Linked DNA regions of Homo sapiens: region 2 is linked to region 1. A link is an interaction called in ENCODE POLR2A ChIA-PET data of the cell type or tissue named here. Cell type or tissue: GM12878. All regions are shown on one strand. Links, peaks and the distances in the headings refer to the core of each region. The heading gives the core; the rest is flanking DNA.

Region 1 (5,380 bases), core at 210-5,209:
GTAATGTCAAACTGCTTTCTACATTTCCTGTGCTGTCAAAAGTTAAAACAAGAAGCAAGACCTCCATTTCCACACAAACGTGCAGCAGATATATCTTTTGAGTTCAAACTACAATTCCAGCAGTGGATTTTTTTGGACTTTGATGCAAGTGCAAATGAAATTTCCTTATTTCAAAATCCATTTAACTGTGCAATTGAGGAGCTTCCACCTACCCTTCAATTGGAAGTAATTAATATAATGACATGCTAAAAGGCAAATACCAAGAGAAGAATCTAATAGAATTCTTTAAGTGCTTTTTAAGTAATGATTGTGCTAAATTAAAATCATATGTTCATCAACAGATATTAGTATTTGACAGTATCTATTTGTGTGAAAAGATATTTTCAAAGACAAAATATGTAAAACCTCATTATGAATCAGCATTAACAGATGGGCATGGGCAATTGATTCTGATGATAGGAAGCACTAACTTTGAACCCCAATTAAGTGAAATGTTATCACTCTCCCACAATAAAAGAATTCAATTTTTCTCATCAGTAGACCTATATTATAGAAAATTATACTTAACTATTATTATCAAATTTTCCATTTTTGTCAATAAAGATTTATAGAAATTTGTTTTCTATCTTGTCATGTAATTGCCCACATAATATCCTTGATTTTGACTCTTGGCCTAAAAAGTCTAACATATTTACTTTTTGGGTCTTAACAGAAAAATGTTGCCAATCCCTGACATAGACTATTCTCTTATGTCCTTTATTGTCAAAGGTGTCTACTAAAGATAATTCTCAAAATAATTGTATAAGTTCATGTTTGTTGAGTGCTTACTATGTGCAAAGCTGTTTAAGTTCAGAGACTTTCTCAAGGTCAAACACTGGTAAATGAATTAACCATTATTTAGATGGTTAACAATGATATAGATAGTACTGTAGTTATAATTCCCATTTTACACATGAAAAAACTTAGGCTCAGAGAGGCTAAGTAATTCCTCAAAGCCACACAACCTAGGCTTTGCAGCCAGGAAGATGAGATTAAATCATGCTTAATTCCCTTACCAGTGTATGACCTTGGGAAAGGCTGTGAACTTCAATTTCTCTACACTATAAATTGAAAATTATAGTACTGACTATATCATAGGGTTGATTTCAATATTAGATTAATTACTATATAGAAAGCACTTAGAACAACTATAGCTCTAGTGTGGAGTAGTCAGAAATGGCCTGGAAGTTCATTTTTAGTAAAGAGATTAATAAAATAGTTTATTATGTACCAGGAGTTGATGGAGAACAGTTCCCAATTCAGCTGTCAATTTGAGCTTTTCGCTTATGAAATCTATGCTATTGAGTTGACGTTTGTTAAGGAAAAGAACCTAATGTCTGATAAACAGGCAAAAATTAACTATTACATTTAAATGTGACTATTGCAGATGTACTAAGTAGTTGAGAAAGCCAGTTGGGGTCATACTCACTTAGGCTTACACCTAGCTTTGCCTCCTTGTTAGCTGTGTGACCTTGGTCAAATCACTTAACCTTTCTGAGCTGAGGTACCCTCCTCTATAAAATGTGGATTTTAAGTAGGCTATTATAGAGGATGATGTGAGGATTTTAAAAGACCATGCATCAAAAGTACCTAAGATGAAGCCTGATTTAAGAATGAGCTCAGCAAATGCTAGCTCATTTCCTTGGATTAGCCTTTCTACACTGACCCAAGGCTTGCAAGGCAAAGCAAAACTAAATAAAAGCAAAATGAAGTTAAAAAGCCCAAACAAATAAAAACCAATTTGTTAATTGGGTGTTGGTGGATAAAAAGACTCTGAAAGTACATCCAGTCAAATTTGAATTTCAGGTAAACTATGAAATTATTTGTAGTATAAGTATATAAGTATGTAGTGTAAGTATCCCAAGCATTGCATGGGATATACTTACACTCACTAAATTCTTCACTGTTTATTCAAAATTCCAATTTAACTGGATGTCAGGTATTTCTATTTATTAAACCCGGCAGCCTAGACATGGTAGAATTTAGTAAGCCCAGACATGACAGACTCCTGAATAGCCAAGGCACAGAATTCAAAAGAGTCAAATGTGTTTCCAACTTGCTAACTGCAAAAGCATCAAGGAAAAGGTTGACCCCACCCTCTCTGTCTCTGCCAAGCAAAGAGCCCAGATGGGAAACCCCAGGTGAGTGATTTAGCCTCCTGTGCATACTCTATGGGATCCTGGTGCAGAGGTTGCTGGGAAAACCGTGGCAGCCTGCCCTAGGTTTTCCTTCGGGTGGGGCCCTGTGGTTATGGTGTGGTGACTCTTTGTCACGGTGCCCCTGCCACGCCCTGCTTAGTCCACCTGGTGGTTGGGGGTAGGGGAGAAGAGAAGTTACAGGCAGAAAAAAAGGACTTATCAATGTAACATATTTCTTAGGTGGTTTGTGCATTGCTGTTTGGGCTTGCAAAACTTTAATTATTACTTTGATGCAGAGTGGCTGCAGATTGTCACTGCCAGGCCTGATTTAATAGCCTGCTTGCACAAAGTCCGACAGAGATTGCTTTTGTTGCACTTTCTAACAGCTCGTGATGGTGGCTTTTTTACGTTAAGGAGGAAACTCTGTGGTTAAACTGTAGCCTAGGTATTTTTAGAGCCGTTACCATGTTAACCGAAATTTCGTACATTTCACCTGCAGGATATGCAGTCGTGCTTAGGGCCTTCCTTAAACTCTAACAAAAAATATAATTTAACAGTTGTTAATACTGTGCTTAGGACCAACTCCATGTTATCAGAAAAGCTACTGACCAAATACTGGACTGCTAAGAATCCTTTTTTTGGATGGGTGGTACTGTGCCATTAGAGAGTATTTTTTTTTCCTTGATATAAAACGAGTTGAAGGAACATAACCAAAAGGCTAAAATTGGTTAGTTCTAAAGGTCAGAGCCTGAAGGCAGTGACCCATTTGTTAATCATTAAGCTTTTCTAAGCCGTCTCTGACAGAATTCTGGCTTTCTGCCACTTCTCTGGTCATTTTAAACTGCAAATTCTTGTACTGTTTCAGTTTTTAAGTAGGTTTCAAAGGTTATGAGAAAGGCATAACTTGTTAGCTATTTTTCCTTATCAAACGTCTTTAGGGTTTTGGAAGGCAGAGCTGTTCTGTGTTAAGAGAATCCTCACAGCATACCCAGCCATACAGCATTTAAAGATGGACTCTTGGGTCCTCTGAAAAGGGTGGATTTCTAGCTATCATTCCCATGTTACTTAGTTTCCATAGATAAGCAGGATGTGAGGGCTGAGGACACCCACTTAGCCATTAGGTATTAGTTCCCAAATCACTGCTATCTCAGGGTAGTTGTCTCCAATAATCCCAGCACTGAAAGTTCAAAAAACAGGAGCAAAATAACCACAATGTATTTATCATCTTCTGTCATCAGTTATAAAGTGGAAGTACTTTAAAATATTTTGAATGCATTTTTGTAAAGCCCAGTGAGGTTCCAGTGCTATGACGTTTCATTGCCAGAAAACTCAATGCCAGTTTATGCTCTAGTCCATCTGAATAAAAAGTGATCTGTACACCCAAAACACATAAACAGAACTAAATTTTATGTAGCCAAGGGACATTAAGCTGCTAAAACATTTGCTTCAATATTGAACATGGAATAGCTGTCCTCTATTTCTCAAGGGAAAAAATATACAGTCAAACCTTGCTTATCCATAACCCAAACTTCCGGAAGCCTTAAGTATTTGGAACTGCTCCAAACCCAGAAGAGGGGAGGAGTGAGAGGAATAGAGTGGGGGTGGGAGAAGTGGGGAGCAGAGAGAGACAGAGAATGAACTAGCGGAAAGCAAGCAAGTCAGCTTTTAGAAGTAGACCTGAAGCCCTAGCAACACTGAAAAGAGACCTGGAGCTTACATCTGATTGGCTTTCCAGCCAGAAGGAATAGAGAGCTCTGATTGGCTGGTGATGATGTCTCCAAATAACCAGCCTTTTTCAGGAAAGCAAATTTATGTGGCAGAAAGGACAAGAGACAGAAGAAGCACGCAAGAAGAAAAGCGAGGAGAACAGAGCAAAAAAAAAAAAAAAAAAAAAAGGAAGATTATTTGTTACAGTGGTGGAGACTGAGACAAAAATGAGAATAACAAGCCTATTTACGTAACTGCTTACAGTTTACAAAGTGCTTTTACATGTAATCATTGATATTGTCTTTACAAAGACCTGCAGGGCTCCCAGAAGTTAAATGGCATGCCCCAGGTCACCCAGCTAGTAAGAAAAATAGTGCATGTCTTCTGGCTAAAAATCTAACACTTTTGATATGGAGCAGGTGTTGTGGAGATAATGATTTAGAGTTGTCCTGTAGGACAGAGGGAAGCAAATGCTCTGACAGCAGAAAAGAAAATCAGAAGGCACGTCAGCCTGTAGTTTAGCGGGCAATGCAGACAGGAGTGAAGGGCTCCCTGTTCTTCACGACCACACACCTTGAAAACATAGATATAGGAAACATCTCTGTGGGTATTTGGAAGGGGAGATGGTTGTGGTACAAATGAAACCTATGTCTAGAGGGCTCAGAGGGCAGTCCTGAATATATTTCCCTGGGGTGTATCACAGTCGCCTTTCATTTAACACGTAGAAGTTGGATACCTAATTATTCCTTCCATCTATCCTTGAAAGCTGTTCCTTCCTCAGGCTTAGTCGACAACATAACCATTCACCCAGTTGCTCAAGCTAAGAACCTGTAAGTCATCTTTGTCTTAATTTTCTTTCCATGTTTAATTTATCAGCAAGTCCTGTAGATTCTACTTCTAAAACACACCTTGAATAAGGCTACTCTGTTCATCTCCATAATCACCATTGTTTTCTCCTTCTGAGCCACTGCAATAACTTGCTATTTGGTTTCAATACTTTCTGGCACCCTGTCTTCCCCAGCTCTTGCCTCCTTCCCTTGAAATCCATTCTCTGGACTATGCCATCCTGCTTAAAACATGCCTGAGAATAATTCAAAATCCTTCCCAGGATCTGGCCCCAGTTTAATTTGCCTCACTCTGCCTAGGACTCACTGTTCTAGCTATGGAGGCCTCCTTTTTGTTATCAGAACACAGCACAGTCTTTCCAGCTGAAGAGACTTAAATATTTTGCTGGTCCCTGTCTCCATGTTATCACATGGCTAGCTCTTTCTCCTATCTCATGCTATCTACACAGACAGTCCTACTCTCACAAGCTGTGTGAGAGTTCCCTTCATTCTCATAGAACCTTTTTATTAACTTTCTGTGACCTCTCAAACTGAAATTACTTATGTTTTTATTTGATTCCTTGTTTATCATCGTCTTTTTATATGACTTCCCCCTACTAGTAATCAAACTCCATTAAGACAAGGATCAGGTCAATTGCCCTCATCACTGTA
Region 2 (5,380 bases), core at 138-5,137, 81 kb before region 1:
CATAGGAATAGTGACAGAATAACCAAAAGAGCTTGATTTTATTATGGAAAAGAACTACGAAACAAAACACCTAATGTACTCTAACTGATAAACACAATTGATTGTTGTCTTTCAAAGTACTTATCTTAGAAGGCTATGTATTTATATCCATGACGATGAACTGGCCAATGTCTTTGAAGGTTGCCAGATTCAAAATTGCTATTAAAATCAGCTTACTGGCTACATTAAAACAGATAAACAAATATAAGCCAGTTGTATTTCTTTAGTTACCTCTAAATTTTTTTTAATTGTTAAGACTGACCATCCATTTGATTTAAATGAGTTAAGTACAAATGACTGTGGTTTTAAAAACAATAAATTGAACCTCAAGTTTCAAAGACCTGATCCAACTGATGATATGTTGAAGAATATGTGTCAGACTATGAAAGAGATGCCCAATTTTATTGAAATAAGGGTGTAGTTTGTCGAGGTGGCTGACTACTTTGAAGAGGACAACAATCTTTTGGATTTACAAGTTTGGTATATACATGATATCAGCCACTACCTTCCAGTTCCAACTCATCTAAAAGGAGAAAATGAGGGTAATAGAAAAATGCAGGGAGAGGGGGGAGGCAAGATGGCTGACTAGATGCAGCCAGGTGGAATGGCTCCCACTGAGGGACCAAGACAACTGACATGCTCCTAATAGATCTTCAGAAGGAAGGCACCCAAAGTGGACTGAGGGAAGACACAGAAGCTGTACTAAAGAAGGAGAAAGCTGGGAACACTGCATGGGGCTACTGCACACCTGGACTCATTCCTGGCCACAGTGGCTCCAGGGGAATGGGTAAGTTAAACTGGCAAGGAGCAACCTGCTCTCACCATAGGCCTGTGGAACTCTGGCAGGAGAAGATTCCTTAATCACCATGGAAATCAAGTTGGCAGGGAGAGCTGCTTAGAGAAGAGGTAGGGGCAGCAAGCCAGCTGATGTGGAGCCCAGATGGTTTGGTGCAGGAGGATCAGTAGTGAAGTACAGCCAGGGATGGCCATGCCCCTAGGCTTGACTTGCTCCTAGGAGACTTTAGCTCTAGAGGAACTGTTGGACCTGATCTCCGAAAGACAATCTTGCCCATTAGATGGGGCTATGCTGACCTGAGCACCAGCTCAGGCCATGCCTGCTTGCAGGGCAGTCCCAGGTATCCTGCGGCCCTACACTATAGCTTCTGTACTGGTGGACTGTGCCTGACGAGTGCAGAGCTGCAGTAGGGCAGCCTCTACAACCATGCACCAGCCTGCCCACTCCTTCCCTGTACTACAGCTTCCCTCAGGCCCATGGCAACTGTCCACATTGCTTTGCTTTGCTTTGCTTTGCCGGTGCATGTCTGTATGGGGTGGGTTTTGCAGTCCGCCCACCCTCCCCCTACCAATCACCATTGCAGACAGCCTTGATGGGCACAAAACCAGCCAGCCTTACCTCCATCAGTGCCCCACCCTTGTATTAATACTGCACAGAGAACAGCAGATCTTCCCCTTCCCCTTCACTCCCACTTCCAGTGCAAAGAGAAGGCACCCAGACCTGTGCCAGCCAGCACCCTGCCCCCAGGCCAAGACCACTTCCAGTGCGACTGTGTACACAGTCACCAGCTGCATTACCTCCACCAATGTGGTGAACACTCACAGGGAGGCAAGCACCCTGGCATCTGCTAATACTCTGCTGCAGCAGCCATACCTTGGTCCCACCATCACAGTGGGCTGCTAACCTTGAGGAGCCAGAGAACAAAGTTGGGGCCCACTACAAGTCTTGCAGAGTTACAGCATGCAGACCAGGAGTTGGGAGCTAAGTGTTGGCCCCCTACAGTCTTTCAGAAATGAAGCCAGTTGGTTTAATCAACCTTATGCCACAATCAAACTCTCAAGGTCATCAAATAGGATAAAAGGGGCAAAAAATCCAAAGGTCAGCAACCTCAAAGATTGAAGATAGATAAGCTCACAAAGATGAGAAGGAATCAGTGCAAGAACCCTGAAAACTCAAAAAGCCAGAGTGCCTTCTTTCCTCCAAATGACCACATTACCTCTCTAGCAAGAGTTCTGAACTGGCTGAGATGGCCAAAATGACGGAAATAGAATTCAGAATATGGATAGGAATGAAGAACACTGAGCTTCATGTTGAAACCCAATCCAAGGAAGCCAAAAATAATGATAAAACAAGGCAAGAGCTGACAGACAAAATAATTGGTATAGAAAATAACATAACTGACCTGAAAGAGCTGAAAAACACATTACAAGAATTTCATAATGCAATCACTAGTATTAGCAGCAGAATAGACCAAGTGGAGGAAAGAATCTCGGCGCTTAAAGACTGGCTTTCTGAAATAAGATGGTCAGGCAAGAATAGAGAAAAAAGAATGAAAAGGAGTGAACTAAACCTCCAAGAAATATGGGATTATGTAAAGAGACCAAATCTATAAATCATTGGTGTCCCTGAAAGAGATGAAAAGAATAGAACCAACTTGGAAAACATATTTCAGGACATTGTCCATGAGAGCCTCCCCATCCTAGCTAGAGAAACCAACATTCAAAATCAGGAAATACAGAGAACCCTAGTAAGATACTTCACAAGAAGATCATCCCCAAGATACATAATTGTGAGATTCTCCAAGGTCAAAATGAAAAAAATAATGTTAAAGGCAGCAAGAGAGGAAGGTCAGGTCATCTACAAAGGGAAATCTATCAGACTAACAGCGGACCTCTCAGCAGAAACTCTACAAGCCAGAAAAGATTGGTGGCCAGTATTCAATATTCTTAAAGGAAGGAAATTCCAACCCAGAATTTCATATCTGGCAAAACCAAGCTTCATAAGCTTAAAGAAGAAGAAGAAGAAATAAGAATCTTTACAGACAAGCAAATACTGAGGGAACTCGTTACCACCAGACCTGTCTTACAAGAGCTCCTGTAGGAAGCACTAAATATGGAAAGGAAAGACGGTTACCAGCCATTACAAAAACACACTGAAGACCAGTGACACCATAAAGCAACCACATAAACAAGTCTGCAAAATAACAAGCTAACATCATGATAACAGGATCAAGTATACACATATCAGTACAAAACTTGAATATAAATGGGCTAAATATCCCAACTAAAAGACAAAGAGTGGCAAGCTGGATAAAAAACCAAAACCCATTATGCTGTCTTCAAGAGACCCATCTCACATGCAATGATGCATATAGGCTCAAAATAAAGGGATCTACCAAGGAAATGGAAAAGAGAAGAAAGCAGGGGTTGCAATCCTAGTTTCAGACAAAACAGATTTTAAACCAACAAAGATAAAAAAAGAAGGGCATTACATAATGGTAAGGGGTTCAATTCAACAAGAAGATCTAACTATCCTAAATATATATGCACCCAATACAGGAGCACCTAGATGCATAAATCAAGTTCTTAGATACTTTCAAATAGACTTAGACTCTGACACAATAATAGTGGGGATCTTTAACACCCCACTGATAACATTAGGCAGATGATACAGACAGAAAATTAACAAAGATATTCAGAACTTAAACTCAGCACTGGATCAAATGGAGCTGATAGATATCTACAGAACTGTCCACCAAAAACAACAGACTATACATTCTTCTCATTGTCATCTGGCACACATTCTAAAATTGATCACATTATAGGAAGTAAAAAACTCCTCAGCAAATGCAAAAGAACTGAAATCATAACAAACAATCTCTCAGACCACAGCACAATCAAATTAGAAATCAAGACTAAGACATTCACTCAAAACCATATAGTTACATGAAAACTGAATAACCTGCTCCTGAATAACATCTGGGTAAATAATGAAATAAAGACAGAAATCAGGAATTTATTTGAAATTAATGAGAACAACGATACAACATATCCAAATCTCTGGAACACAGCAAAGGCAGTGTTAAGAGGGAAATTTATAGTACTAAATGTCCACCTGAAAAAGTTGGAAAGATCTCAAGCTAACAATTAACACCAAAACTAAAATAATTACAGAACCAAGAGCAAATACATACCAAAGCTAGCAGAGACAAGAAATACCCAAAATCAGTGCTGAACTGAAAGAGATTGAGACACAAAAAAACCATTCAAAATATCGATGAATTCAGGAGCTGTTTTCTGGAAAAAAATTAATAAAATACACAGACTGCTAGCTAGACTAATAAAGAAGAAAAGAGAGAAGATCCAAATAAACACAATACGAAAAAACAAGCAGGATATTACCACTGACCCTACAGAAATACAAACAACCATCAGAGAATATTATGAACACCTCTATGATTATTAACTAGAAAATATACAATAAATGAATATATTCCTGGATACATACACCCTCCCAAGACTAAACCAGGAAGAAACGGATTTCCTGAACAGACCAATAATAAGCTCTGAAGTTGAGTCAGTAACAAGTAGCCTACGAACCAAAAAAATCTCAGGACCAAACAGATTCACCATTGAATTCTATCAGATGTACAAAGAGCTGGTACCATTCCTGCTGAAACTATTCCAAAAATTTGAGGAGAAGGGACCCCTCCCTAACTCATTCTATGAGGTCAACATCATCCTGATACCAAAACGTAGCACAGACATGACAAAAAAAGAAAACTTCAGGCCAATATCCTTGAACATTGATGCAAAAATCTTCAATAAAATACTGGTAAACAAATCCAGCAGCACATCAAAATCTTATCCACCATGATCAAGTAGGCTTTATCCCTGGGATACAAGGTTAGTTCAACATATGCAAATCAATAAATATGATTCATCATGTGAACAGAACTAAATACAAAAACCACATGATTACCTCAATAGATGCAGAAAAGGTTTTTGATAAAATTCAATACCCTTTCATGTGAAAAACTCTCGATAAACTAGGTATTGAAGGAACATACCTCAAAATAATAAGAGCCATCCATGACAATCCACAGCCAACATCATACTGGATGGGCAAAAGCTAGGAGTATTCCCTTTGAAAACCAGCAAAAGACAAGAATGCTCTCTCTCACCACTCCTATTCAACATAATATTGGAAGTCCTGGCCCACCTGGGCAATCAGGCAAGAGAAAGAAATAAGGGACATCCAAATAGGAAGAGGAAGTTGAACTACCCTGTTTGTAGATGGCATGATCCTATATCTAGAAAACCTCACTGTCAGCCCAAATGCTTCTTAAGCTAATAAACAACTTCAGCAAAGTCTCAGGATACAAAATCAACGTGCAAAAATCACTAAATCACTAACATTCCTATGTACCAACAATAGTCAAGCCAAGGGCCAAATCAGGAATGCAATCCCATTCACAATTGCCACAAAAAGAATGAAACACCTAGGAACACAGCTAACCAGGGAGGTGGAAGATCTCTTCAAGGA

What was found. ChIA-PET counts read pairs that join two places held together with the same protein. Peaks named below come from ENCODE experiments on the same cell type or tissue, not always from the same donor. Only the 100,000 strongest peaks of a DNase experiment are listed, where the experiment ranks them.
Region 2: POLR2A ChIA-PET joins it to region 1 with 12 read pairs; 3 of 35 experiments call an interaction of 5 or more read pairs at or near these places.

Annotation. Positions count from the first base shown.
Region 1 is chr10:88,383,453-88,388,832 of GRCh38, forward strand. The region is part of intron 4 of RNLS (renalase, FAD dependent amine oxidase); the gene reads right to left. Among named protein-coding and RNA genes, the nearest start is that of RNLS, 200 kb to the right of the region's middle. In GM12878, for the core only: no CTCF peak of the experiment used is centred there; DNase peaks (open chromatin) are centred at 2,289, 2,599, 2,949 and 3,869; H3K4me3 peaks cover 2,680 bases; H3K27ac peaks cover 4,716 bases.
Region 2 is chr10:88,302,266-88,307,645 of GRCh38, forward strand. All of the region lies in intron 6 of RNLS (renalase, FAD dependent amine oxidase), which reads right to left. All of the region lies in intron 1 of LOC101929727 (a long non-coding RNA gene), which reads left to right. Among named protein-coding and RNA genes, the nearest start is that of RNLS, 280 kb to the right of the region's middle. In GM12878, for the core only: no CTCF peak of the experiment used is centred there; no DNase peak of the experiment used is centred there.